Linked DNA regions of Homo sapiens: region 1 is linked to region 2. The links are chromatin contacts, found by Hi-C or POLR2A ChIA-PET in ENCODE. All regions are on one chromosome and are shown on one strand. Each heading gives the region's core, a stretch centred on a gene start or an enhancer-like site at or near the end of the contact. The rest is flanking DNA. Distances are from core to core; before and after follow the strand shown. Region 1 overlaps GRK4 (G protein-coupled receptor kinase 4). Region 2 overlaps FAM193A (family with sequence similarity 193 member A).

Evidence for each region. A loop is a pair of places that touch in the nucleus more often than their neighbours do. ChIA-PET counts read pairs that join two places held with the same protein, here RNA polymerase II (POLR2A). Pooled maps may share reads with other maps.
Region 1: a loop to region 2 is called in a pooled map, with 2.4 times the contacts of the local background. The contact joins two enhancer-like sites. A Hi-C loop is called at or near these places in 2 of 50 pooled maps. POLR2A ChIA-PET finds 5 or more read pairs at or near these places in 2 of 52 experiments (OCI-LY7 and activated naive CD4-positive, alpha-beta T cell).

Annotation. Positions count from the first base shown.
Region 1 is chr4:3,009,041-3,015,591 of GRCh38, reverse strand. It overlaps GRK4 (G protein-coupled receptor kinase 4), which reads right to left. Exons shown (of 16, transcript NM_182982.3): 7 at 5,881-5,944; 8 at 1,764-1,904. Among named protein-coding and RNA genes, the nearest start is that of GRK4, 49 kb to the right of the region's middle. RefSeq lists enhancers at 1,815-1,874, 4,960-6,159. Within about 2 kb of position 1,396, at least 3 of the 41 ENCODE cell types and tissues checked have a DNase peak (open chromatin) inside an H3K27ac peak, as active enhancers do.
Region 2 is chr4:2,688,589-2,695,239 of GRCh38, reverse strand. It overlaps FAM193A (family with sequence similarity 193 member A), which reads right to left. Exons shown (of 21, transcript NM_001366318.2): 14 at 5,536-5,734; 15 at 4,270-4,542; 16 at 1,366-1,654; 17 at 111-294. Among named protein-coding and RNA genes, the nearest start is that of TNIP2, 64 kb to the left of the region's middle. Within about 2 kb of position 3,024, at least 2 of the 41 ENCODE cell types and tissues checked have a DNase peak (open chromatin) inside an H3K27ac peak, as active enhancers do.

The sequences.
Region 1 (6,551 bases), core at 147-2,646, 320 kb before region 2:
GCCATTCTCCTGCCTCAGCCTCCTGAGTAGCTGGGACTACAGGCGCCTGCCACCACGCCTGGCTAATTCTTTGTATTTTTAGTAGAGATGGGGTTTCACTGTGTTAGCCAGGAGGGTCTCGATCTCCTGACGCCTGCCTCGGCCTCCCAAAGTGCTGGGATTACAGGCGTGAGCCACCGCGCCCGGCCCCACACTGTGCTATTAAATTCAGATGCTGGCTGTGAAGGTACACTGGGAACATTTGTCCCCCTGCACAAAGCAGCTAACCTCCGGGCTAAGAAATAAATGGCTTGGAGGAAATAGCTCTAACACTACAAATCATTTTATAAATTCTCGTTCACACTCTCCCTTCAACCAGTCTTCATACTTCAGTAGCTGCTACAGGACATATGTAATTAGGTAGAGAGAAACTGGGTTTGGAGATGAGAACCACACTATACAATGCACACCGTAAAGCCTGGAACTGCTCCCCTGAGCTCATACCAGTCCGCCCAATGTTCTGTCCTTTCCAGAAAGGTGGGAAGGTGGTATTTGGGCTTCATACAATTGGGATATGCTAGTTGAGGGCCTAGCGGTAAACTTCCCAGAAAAAGGAAAAGACGGAAAGCAGATTGAGGCCAGAGGGAGGAGGCCCACATGAGAAGGGGGCTAGAGAAGGTATCCTCAGCCAGACGTGGTAGCTCACACCTGTAATCCCAACACTTTGGGAAGCTGAGGCAGGTGGATCACTTGAGCCCAGGAGTTCAAGACCAGCCTGAGCAACATAGGGAGATCTCATCTCTCTCTCTTTTTTTTGAAACGGAGTCTCGCTCTGTTGCCCAGGCTGGAGTGCGGTGGTGCAATCTCAGCTCACTGCAACCTCCGCCTCCCAGGTTCAAGTGATTCTCCTGCACCAGCATCCCAAGTAGCTGGGACTACAGGCACGCGCCACCAGGCCCACCTAATTCTTTTTGTATTTTTAGTAGAGACGGGATTTCACCATGTTGGTCAGGCTGGTCTCGAACTCCTGACCTCAGGTGATCCACCCTCCTTGGCCTCCCTAAGTGGTGGGATTACAGGTGTGAGCCACCGCGCCTGGCCAGAGATCTCATCTCTAAAAAATAAGAATAAAAATAAAAAAATTAAAACCTAGTTGGGCATGGTGGTGTGTGCCTGTGGTCCCAGCTGCTTGGGAGGCTGAGGTAGGAGGATCACTTGGGCCTGGAAGGTTGAGGCTGCAGTGACCCAAGATCGTGCCATTGCGCTCCAGCCTGGACAACAGAGCGAAACCCTGTGTCAAAAAAAAAAAAAAAAAAGAGAGAGAGAGAGAGAAGGTATCCTCAAGCACAGCCAAGTCACAGTGTCCCAGGGGCCAGAGAAATTGACTGGAGGCTGAGAGCAAACAGAGATAAGCTCTGGCTGGCTGTGATAAGGGAAAGGAAAGGGCAATTCACCAAGAAACACGGGTAACTAATGGACCTGGAGCCTCTGCAAGCTGGCAGGTGTGAAGAGTGACAGAATGGGAGGCGGGGGACTACAGATTTATAACAAACCAGAAGTTAGAAGCAGTATCACTCCTTCTATGTTTTCTAAGGTTTGAATAAGAAAGAAGAGAGCTGTTACTAAAAACAAAACTGTTACTAAAAAGAGCAAACCCCCACATAAACTCAGAAAACAAGAAATGACTTCCACGGCTTCAGTGAGCGTGAGCTGAGCGGCATGTCGGCTGACAAAAGTGCTATGAATCAAACAATGCACAGTGAAGACTAAGAGGAGACACTTACTACGAATCTACTTTGCACTTTCTCCAGAATTCTTTTCTCATTTAGAGCCATAGCTTCACCTTTCCTCTTCTTTATTCTTTTTTTTTGTAGCTTTTTGCAGGCATACATTTTTCCTGTGGCTCGCACTTGACAGGCGCAAACCTAGTTTAAACAGCAAAATAAAGGAGGTTTATGTCCACCTGGCATTTCTTAGGCCACACAAAGGAAGCTCTTTGCTTGATGAGACCCTCACTGGCAGAGACCAGCAGCAGTGCATGAGGAGCCGAGACCGTTTCAAAGGTGAGCTTCGTCAGTGTGAGTCGGCTCCTCCCTCAGTGATGCACTGTACTCTATCAACTCTAAGACAGTGTACAAATGGAACTAGTTGGCATAGGTGATCACGGTAAATGTTTAATTTTTAAATGTCCCCATATGTGTATTTTACTTTTTGTAAAAGTGCAAAAGTTTTAAAAAGTAAAACTGAAAAGATTCTTTTTCAGCTGGGCATGGTGGCTCATGCCTACAATCCCAGCACTTTGGGAGGCCAAGGCAGGCAGATCACCTGAGGTCAGGAGCTCGAAACCAACCTGGCCAACATGGCGACACCCCGTCTCTACGAAAAATAAAAAAACAAAAAAATTAACTAGGCATGGTGGCGGGTGCCTGTAGCCCCAGCTACTCCAGAGGCTGAGGCAGGAGAATCGCTTAAACCCGGGAGGCAGAGGTTGTAGTAAGCCGAGATCGCGCCACTGCACTCCAGCCTGGGCGACAGAGTGAGACTCCGTCTCAAGATTCTCCTGCCTCAGCCTCCCAAGTAGCTGGGATTACAGGTGCCCGCCACCATGCCTGGCTAATTTTTCTTGTATTTTTAGTAAAGACGGGATTTCACCATTTTGGCCAGGCTGGTCTTGAACTCCTGACCTCAGGTGATCTGCCCACTTTGGCCTTCCAAAGCGCTAGGATTAACAGGTGTGAGCCACCGCGCCTGGCCTAAAAAGATTCTTGATTTTTTAATTTAAAATGTCAAGAGTATAAGGAAATATATTTCATAGAATTCACAATTTTCATATCTTTATTCTATTACTTCTTAAAGTAGTATTTATGTATTATTTTAACTTTATGTCATGAAAAATTTCCAACATACAAAAGTGGAAAAAATAGTATCATGAGCCTCAGGTTCTGGTCCCCGTGCCTCTGTGTCATCAACATTAGGCTGCTGTTTCTTCCAACTCCCATCCACTGCACACCCCACAGGGGACTGCTTTAAAAGCAAACATAAGACATGATTTAATTTTATCTATCAATAAAATAATTTTGGTGGTAAAAGAAATACAAAGTTAATTGTGGAAAATATTGGAAGTAATAAGGACAGTGATAAAAACTCACCCGTAATTCCAAGATAATGACTGTTAATATTTTGCTCTATTTGATTTTGGGCCCACCTTCTTACATGGGTATGCAAGAATACATACCCTGTTCCCACCACTCCAGCCTTTCATGGCAAAACTGGTCTCGTATTGTAAAATAGGTAATATTTCCTAACCTCCTTTTAAAAAATCTTATTGTGTGACTATTTTCCTATCGTGAAATGTTTTCCTAAAATGTGACTATCCCAATATGTATTTAATCATTTTCTTACCATTAAGACTTGGCATAAAAATCTCTTCATATCTCTTTATCGTTAATTTAAAACAAATTATTCTAAGTGGAATGGGCAAATCAGAGAAAGGGAATGGAAAGCAGACAAGAGTGCCAGGCACTGTGCTGAGAGCTGGGTGTGAACACTCGCTGGCTCACAGCAGCCTGGCGGGCAGGGCCGATTATTTCCCTGCTAGAGATGAGATCACGATGGCGGGCCCAAGATCACGCTGCTGGAAGTGATACGACAGGACCCTGACCTCGGGTCTGCCCACGTCTGAAGTACGTGCTCTTTCCACTACAGTCTGTGGCCTAAAACCATGACAGCAGAGATGTCTACTCAATTCCTTTACCATTGTGCTCACTCAGGACCCTACAAATTCATTTCGGAGGACTTCAAGCATAAGCGAAAGAATTACTGTTGACAAAATAAAACCAACTAGGTTTGCTCTCTCAAGCCCACTGGAGGAAGTGCTAGCACTTGGAAAAAGCAAATGCACGATTAGAATCTGGATTAAAGGGCACCGAGGCTGTCCCCGCATGAGGGCAAGCAGGGCTCCTTCTGACAGGCATTCAGAGTAGGGGTGAGCTGACTGCTCACTGCCTCTGGGCCTTGACTGAGAGTACAACACCTCCAGAGCAAGTCTGTGGGAAACTGCCATGCTTTATTCGTGCAGCCAATCATTTGTTTGGGAACCCAAGTAAATCTGTTAAAAAGTAATCTATACAATCATAATTATACTGAGTCTTTCTTATCTTCTTTTTTAATGTATTTATTTATATTAAATATTTAAATAGAGATGGGGTCTTGCCATGTTGCCTAGGCTGATCTGGAACTTCTGGGCTCAAGCGATCTGCCTACCTTGGCCTCCCGAAGTGCTAGGATTACAGGCGTGAGCCACCGCGCCCAGCACCAGGTCTTTCACAATAGCTAAAATTTGCTAACATGTCCCTATTATATCCTATTAAGACTGACATGTTTTAAAAACTTACATGTGGCTATAATTAGACTTTCATTCCTTTGTAAACACATGACCCATGTTCCAGAAATTTTTCCTCTGTTCTTTCACAAAATCTGAGTCATTACATTTGCAGATCATTAAAGGCAGATTAGCAAGAGTCCAAGTAAGAAAATGACTTTCCTGTTCTAGGACATATTCAAACAGAGGGTGGATTTCTTACAGAAATATCTATCATGGAGGGATTAGAGCAAGCATACGATTGGATTAGGCAAAATATTCTTCATGGTCTCTGGAACTGTACCAGAGGGACAGTACTGTTACTTCTCCTGAAGTAACAACTACGTTGGCCAATTTCTTGTCATGTCAAGCTGCAGGTGCATAACAGATATAGGTGCAGTGTGCTGCCTCCTAGGTCAGCTTTCTAATTAACTTCAAGGCAATGCTAGTGGCTTTTCCTTTGAATTGTAATATGGGAGCAGTAATATCTGAGTCACACCCGGGCAGTGTAACCTGCTCCTGAGTTAAACATACAGTATTAGTTTGCCAATGGCTTGCCTGGCTCTTAGGGACTTAAAAGTTCTTGAACTCCATATGATCACTCCAGGTAACTAGTAAGGTAATTAATATCTCTTTAAATCCCCAGACCAGAACTGCTGCTGTTCTCCATCCACCAACTACAGTGGTCTCCATCTAGGAGACCCATCATATTTAAACAACACCCCGGGCCAGGCACGGTGGCTCACGCCTGTAATCCCAGCACTTTGGGAGGCTGAGGAGGGCGGATCACCCGAGGTCGGGAGTTCAAGACCACCCTGACCAACATGGAGAAACCCCCTCTCTACTAAAAATACGAAAATTAGCTAGGTGTGGTGGCGCATGCCTGTAATACCAGCTACTCGGGAGGCTGAGGCAGGAGAATCGCTTGAACTCAGGAGGCGGAGGTTGTGGTGAGCTGAGATCACGCCATTGCACTCCAGTCTAGGCAACAAGAGCGAAACTCCATCTCAAAACAAAACAAAACAAAACAAAACAAAAAAAACACCCCTCGTGAGTCTGTGAGTCATTTCCTTAGGATTTTCCCAAATTGACACATTTCCAAACACCTTTTGATGTAGGTATGAGGTACATACGTGTCCAAACAGAGTAGGGTTACGTAAGTATATTTACTAATTCACTCTGTACTATGTGAATTTGGGACCAGTCTTAAATGTATGGAAATAGAATCATGGAAATTCCACAATGCGGAAACAGAATCGTCTTTCCATCTGGGCAAAGTGACTGAGCTGGGGCATCAAGCATGGAAACCAGCTTCTTCAGAACTATGAGGTAAAAGGTGAAGTCACCAAGAGAAGGGATTCTTAAAAACCTTTTGCTCAAAATTCCATGTGGATTCTCACAGTTGGCAAAGATTATTCCCAAAACACCCACTAAGGCAACAGTGTACTGGGAGAGCTGATGCATTACCTGAAGCCATGTTCTCAGGACCTTGCTCCCCACCCAGCTAGCAGCGCTGCTATGAACTGGCTCCCGTTACTCACCTCTCCAAATCCGCCTTTTCCTAGAACTCTGTAATGTCTAAATGTGTTCTTTGTTACGGGTTGCCTAATCAATGAGAAAAACAAGTTTCAGGTCTCACATTGCATTGTTCTTTTAAAAAAGAAAAGTTTACTCAGCGCTTGTCTTCGCCTCATTTATTGAACCATTCTGCTCAAAGGGGATGCCCGGGACAAAGGGTGTCTGTGCTCAGGGACTGTGGCTCCCTCTAGCAGGATAGCTCTTGACTTGCTCTAAGAGCAATTAATTCATCTTTTTTTTTTTTTTTTTTTTTGAGATGGAGTCTCACTCTGTCGCCAGGGCTGGAGTGCAGTGGCACGATCTAGGCTCACTGCAACCTCCGCCTCCTGGATTGAGGCAATTTTCCTGCCTCAGCCTCCCGAGTAGCTGGGATTACAGGCGCCTGCCACTATACCCAGCTAATTTTTTGTATTTTTAGTAGAGACGGGTTTTCACCATGTTTACCAGGCTGGTCTCGAACTCCTGACCTCATGATTCACCCGCCTCAGCCTCCCAAAGTGCTGGGATTATAGGCGTGAGCCACCACCCGGCCAATTAATCTTAATTAATATTTAAGACACTGAAGCAAAAGGCAGAACAGTCTAATTATCCTCACTAACTAAAGATAGGTCTGAAACCAGCCAACACTAGGAAA
Region 2 (6,651 bases), core at 1,775-4,274:
TACCCTAGAAGTGGAATATACCCCGAATTCAACCTAGTACAGAATTTCTGCAAAGGAGCCCGTGTGTTGCACACTTCCCACATCATGATGCGCTGACCTCATGCACTCACCCCGCCGTGCCCAAAGAATTCGCAGTAGCAGCAGTCGCAGTACTTGCCCTCCTTCTGGTTGGTGGAGGTCGAGGTGCTGGAGCTGTGCTCAGAGCAGCTGTCCTCATCTGCACTCTCGTCCCCATCATCCTGCTGTGGGTCGTAGACACCATTCTCGCAGCGGTGCCCTTCGCAGTCAGGGTCACTGCAAAACCGCATACAAGCTCATCAGCAAGTGGCCGGCCCGGGAGGCAATGACTCACATTGTTGCACATGACCACCCACTGTCCTGCCCATTTCACAGACAAGAGGCAGCGCAGAGGGTGCATAGTCCCAGGGTTACTAGGGAGTCATACACAAGCAGCAAGGGGCTCACGTGGGAGACATGGCGTGTGCGCATGCATGCAGGCGGTCCCTCAAAGTGCTCACAGAGCGCCACTGAACAGGAACACGTAGTCTCTCCAATGACTCCTTCTGAGACTGCCCCTGCCACCACAGCTTCCATACTAAGGGGCTTCGAAAAGGGGTATAGCTTCAAACAGGCGAGTTCAAAGGTAACAGAATTTGTCTTAAAAAGAAAGTCTGGCCAGGTGCAGTGGCTCACGTCTGTACTCCCAGCACTCTGGGAGGCCAAGGAAGGTGGATCTTGAGGTCAGGAGTTCGAGATCAGCCTGGCCAACATGGTGAAACCCCATCTCTACTAAAAATACAAAAATTAGCCAGGCATGGTGGCGTATGCCTGTAGTCTCACTACTTGGGAGGCTGAGGCAGAAGAATCGCTTGAACCCAGGAGGTGGAGGTTGCAGTGAGCTGAGATCGCACTACTGCACTTCAGCCTGGGCGACAGAGTGAGACTCTGTCTCAGAGAAAAAAAACAAAAAACAAAAAAACACACCTGTTGAGTGTTTGTTGTATTGTGTTTTTACTATATACACATTTCATTCATTTTCCTCTGATTCCACCCTAGGTATAACAAATACAACTTATACAATGAGTAAAAAACAATGCACACCCCCGATGCTGTCAGTGTTTAGGCGTAGTTGGCCCACCTATCCATGGCGGCCCACGGCCCCTGCTCTTCCCTCTGCAAAACTACAGGCTGAGATGGGAGCCCCCCTCTACCCATGGCCTCTGCTGGGGACATCCCTGCATTCCCTCGGCATTTCACTAGACTTTTCCACTGCATGGTCCCAGGGGAGTTTCTGTAGCTGTGTTAGTGAGGCATAACACCCATTTTCCAAAGTGCTCCCACGTCCCCAGTCAGGACTTGGCTCACCTGCAGACACTTGGAGGGGCGCTAATGGAGCCATCTGTGGCCGGGGGTAGGGGTGCAGGACAGAAACTCTTGCGTGTGTCCACAAACCCAGGAGTTGTGGTTGCTGTTTTGGGGAATGATGGGGCTGCAAGATTTGCAAGGTGAGGTGTGGAGGCAGGTGAGAGCGCAGCAGGTGACAGCGCAGCAGGCGAGAGCGCTGGGAGGGGGGCCAAGCCCGTGGGGCTATTCCTCGGGGCGGCTGGGGCCGAGTGTCTGTGGTCCTCCTTGCTGATGCCATGAAACACGTCACCTGCATTTAGAGAGGCGAGAGTCACTGCCAAGTTTGTTTCAAAAATGTTCAAACCTGTAGAAAATCTGAAAGAACACACAAAGAGTACCCATTCATCCTTCACCTTGCTTCATCTTCACGACCTAATATTCTGTCATATTTATAAACTTTATTTCTTACAGGCACACACACTTTTTAGCCGAACGTCTGCAAGTTACACTCACCTCTGAACACTTCGGTATGAACTCCTCAGAACATCGACAGTTTGGTTTTTTAAAAAAAATTTCTTGGCCGGGCGTGGTGGCTCATGCCTGTAATCCCAGCACTTTGGGAGGCCGAGGCTGGTGGATCATGAGGTCAGGAGATCGAGACCAGCCTGACTAACACAGTGAAACCGCATCTCTACTAGAAATACAAAAAATTAGCTGGGCGTGGTGGCACATACCTGTAGTCCCAGCTACGCGGGAGGCTGATGCAGGAGGATCACAGATCGCACCACTGCACTCCAGCAGCCTGGGTGACGGAGCAAGACTCCGTCTCAAAGAAAAAAAAAAAATCACCTTTTTCTAAGAGACAGTGTCTCACTATGTTGTCCAGGCTGGTCCTGAACCCCTGGGCTCAAGCAATCCTCTCACCAGGGCCACCTAAAGTGCTGGGACTACAGGTGTGAGCCACTGTACCGAGCTTTTTACTTAAAAATTTCCTCCCTTCTCTCTCCTCTCTTTTCTTTTCTTTCTTTCCCTCCCTCCCTCCCTCTCTCTTTTTTTGACATTTTGCTGAATACCATGATCACCTCACTGGCATTTAACACTGACAGGATACTCTCATCTAAGGTATAACCCATATTCCATTTTCCAATTTCCTTCACATGTCCATTATAGCTTTCCCACTAACCCAGCCTCTTCCAACCCTTTTCTCTTTTCACAAGACTTAACATTTTTAATAGGCTACCTGTCTGCCAATTTGGATTTGTCTTGTCTTGGTAGATTTGGATAAAATGTTCTGGGCACAAATCCTGCAAATATTACGTTGGATCCTTCTGAGTTTGTGGCAATGGGATGCACCCAGTGTCTCTCTGTTTCATGGTGGTGTGCATGGCACTGTCTGCTAGGTTCCTCCAGAGTCTGGCACCCACCATTCCTTTGTAATCTGTCGGTACCCAGTGATAGGGTTTGGTTGTGTCCCCACACAAATCTCATCTTGAATTTTGTTCCCATAATCCCCCCATGTGGTGGAAGGGACCCAGTGGAAACAACTGAAGCGTGGGGATGGTTTCCCCCATGCTGTTCTAGTGATAGTGAGTGAGTTCTCACGAGAGCTGATGGTTTTATAAGGGGCTTCCCCCTTCGCCGTGTACTCGTTCTCTCCCCCGTGAAGAGGTGCTTTCCACCATGATTGTAAATTTCCTGAAGCCTCCCTAGCCATGTGGAACTGTGACTCAATTAAAACTCTTTCCTTTATAAATCATCCAGTCTTGGGTATTTCTTCATAGCAGTGTGAGAATTGATTAACACAAGCGCCCATCATCCTGCTGTAATCTGTCAGTACCCTATGGGTGCTGCTTTTGAACAGTAGAAATACTCCATTCCCCAAACTGATATCCCTTGTTAACCTCCATGAATGCTGCATACTTGCACCAGCTGTTACCCTGGGGGTGCAGCATGCTGACTTGCCACTCTTATCCTTCTTACACATTTAGAGGAGGTGTGCTTTTAGAAGAAGGAGCTTCCCACCCTACTGCTCTGTTTGAGCATCCCAATCCTTATGGATTCTTGACTTTATTTGTATGCTATAGTCAAACTTCCTGTTTTTTTAACTTTTTTTTTTTTTTTAGAGACGGGGTCTCACTATGTTGCCCAGGCTAGTCTCAAACTCCCAGGCTTAAGCAACCCTCCCCTCTCAGCCTCCCAAAGTGCTGGGAGCTACCACACTCAGCCTCCTCATTCCTTTTAATGCTCAATCTGTCCCAGCTTTGGCTAGTGAGGCCTCCTCGAGCCAGCTACTGAGTTGCCATTGGTCTCTGATCACATTATTGCTTTTGGGCCCCCTAAGTGACAGCCAGGGGCTGTACCCTAGGCTGGGTGACAGGCAGCCCTGTCAGCTCACATCTGCTCAGCATTTTCCTAAAGCAGCTTCTGAGAAATCTTGCCACATGCTCAGAAAGCAATGACCTCCTAGCCTGGCCAAAATGGTGAAACCCCGTCTCTACCAAAAAATACAGAAATTAGCCGTGCGTGGTGGTGGGCACCTATAGTCCCAGCTACTTGGGAGGCTGAGGTAGGAGAATCGCTTGAACCCAAGAGGCAGAGGCTGTAATGAGCTGAGACTGCACTGCTGCACTCCAGCCTGGGCGAACAAGAGTGAGACCCTAACTCAAATCACAGAAGAACAGAAACAGAGACAAAAGCAAGACAGTGCAGCGAAGCCCCAGAGGAATCTAGCACAACAGCTAAAATTCTAATCAAAGTCCTAGGGGATCAGCTCTCTGTGTGTGAGCATTTTTGGGCAGTTAATTACACTTACGCCTCTGGCTAGGCCAAGTAAAAGGCAGTTACAAAGATGAGTTACAAAGACGAGAAGTCAGTAAGCCCAGCCTTCCTGCAGACCCCGAGGGCCAGTGAGCCTTCAAGCCTTACCTACTGAAGGAGGTCTCTTGGATGACACTCTGAACTGGCTGTTGCTGGACTGCACTGTGGTAGCTGTGCAGGACACAGAGGACGTGGCTGATGACGTGGCCATGACAACTTTATTTGCTTCCATGAAAGCATCTTGGAAATTGTATAAACATTTCTTTTTTGCAGCATTCTTTTTCTCTTTACTATCCGAGACTGCAGGTGTTTCATTGCTAGATGGAGGTGGAAGGGCTTCCGGTCTTGTTTCTGAGAGTGTTGGCCCTAATATTTCACTCCCTTCAAAGAAGAACAGGAAAATTAAGGCTTCTGACAGCAATCATACTTAGCTAAACCCTAAAAGACATGCTGATGACTGAACACTTGATACTGGGGGTGCTACTGAAGTCAGGATCCCACTGGGATGACACTAAGTCAACTAGCTTTTAATCTAAGAAAAAATTGTATTGAGCACCTACTATGTGCCAATTCCTGTGCTAGGTGCTTTCCAAAGTTACGTAAAGTCTTAAAATTACTTTCTGAGGTTGGTACTATTACTCCCATCCTAAGAAGATGAAGAAACTGAGGCTCAGAGAGGCCAAGCAACTTGCCCAAGGTCACACAGCTAGAAATCCTTCCTAAGCACAGATCAGGATGTCAAGTCTAGCCTGCTGTTCTGGCACATGCAGGGGCTGGGTGTGGGGCTGCCAGGAGCTCTGGCCGCAGGAAGACAGAGATGAGGAGTAGGTACCAGCCCCTTTTCAGGTGCCCCTGACCCTGTGACTGAAGTAACGGCTGGGCCTCAGTGGCTGAGGCAGCTGGGGAGTAAGGAGCTAGTAAAGGGGAGAGATGCCACGTGGCGCCAATGCAGTAACCAGAGGAAGGAGTGTGAGTCACAGATTTAAGTCAACTGTGGCACTTTCTTCCTGCCCCTGTGCACCGGGGGGGCTGAGGTCTGGCTGTCACCACTGCTCGAGAATTGAAGGCCGGGCACCCGACCGTGGTCACGAGACCCTCAGCAGCGCTGAGGCCACGCCCATGTGGCTCACCGGGCTGACGGGCAGCCATGGAGCCAGAGTCTTGCTCCGCTCTGTCACACAGTGGGACCGACTGGTGGCAGATGCGAGAGGATGGAGTAGGATGACAGCCCCGAGGGGCCTCCCACTGGAGACAGAGGTGGTGGAGCAGCAGCTGGCTACAGCTGCGCCAGGGCTTCCACGGGAGACTACGGCAAAGATGTCAGTCTACTCAGGTTATTTTAAAACTTCAAGAAAGTTTTAACAAATTCCTTACCAGAAATTGTATCTGGCAAGAAAGTGCCAGGATTCCAGTTCTTATCATTCATCACTTCTGATCCCCAAAGACTTATAAATTTAGAACTATTCCACTCTGGAGTATTCCCAAAACAGCTCGGATAAATATGGTCTTGAAGAGATGCATTGAATACCTGATGCTTATTTGTGTGATTCTGAACAGGTGCTGGCGGTAAAGCCTACAAAAAAAAATTTTCTAATCACATATCAAAATTAATATTCTGTTTACCTAGGTAAGTAGTTAAACTACAGACAGACAATTCATTATGAGCCTCATGGGATGTGCTCGCCATGAGCTGAGCTCAGCCCAGGGGGAGCACATCTCACAAAACATGGACTTGATTTATGAGACTGTACACGACAGGTCAAATTTCAACCAGATGTAGATATGAAAAGCAACCGATGCCTTGAGGAGTATATCTGAACAAACTTTAGACAACTCAGTAACTTCTCACATTCCTACTGGGTCACATGTGAGTGTGCCATGTGCGTCGTAAGATCTGTTTCTACGGCTTAATCTCAGCAAGCATTTTAATGATCATCACTAATAAGTCAACTTTGGAATCACTGATGAAAATGGATAAAACCCTTACACTGACCTCTTATACCCAGGCAAGGTACAGCACAAATCTAATGACCTAGAGAAATTTGTATACTGTGCTCTAAAGACCAGGGCGTTCTCAAAGGAGCTGCCTCATTGGCAAGCCCCGCCCTGGGCCCTGTGGGGCAGACCATTGTTGAAGGCACCAAGGGAAGGTGAGCAGGGTCTGGCCAGCTGGCTAGCCAACATCCATGCATTTATTGAGCCACTAGCCATCTGGCTGCTCCTGCACAGGCTGGGGCCCCCTTGGGTCCTCCCTCTGCCTCAGCCACTATCCAGGCAACAGGCCCTGGCTGCTGACCTCCTTAGGAGATCCTGAGCACCATGTTCTCACAGTGGCGCAGTGCAACAGCCTGCACATTTGCACCACGAACTCTTCCCAGTCCTTCTCCCCACTACAGCCAGAGTGATCTTTGTTGAATGTAAATTCGAGCATGTCACTCCCCTGCTCAGGATGCAGCAATGGCTTCCCAAGGCTCTGGCCTGCAAAGTTCC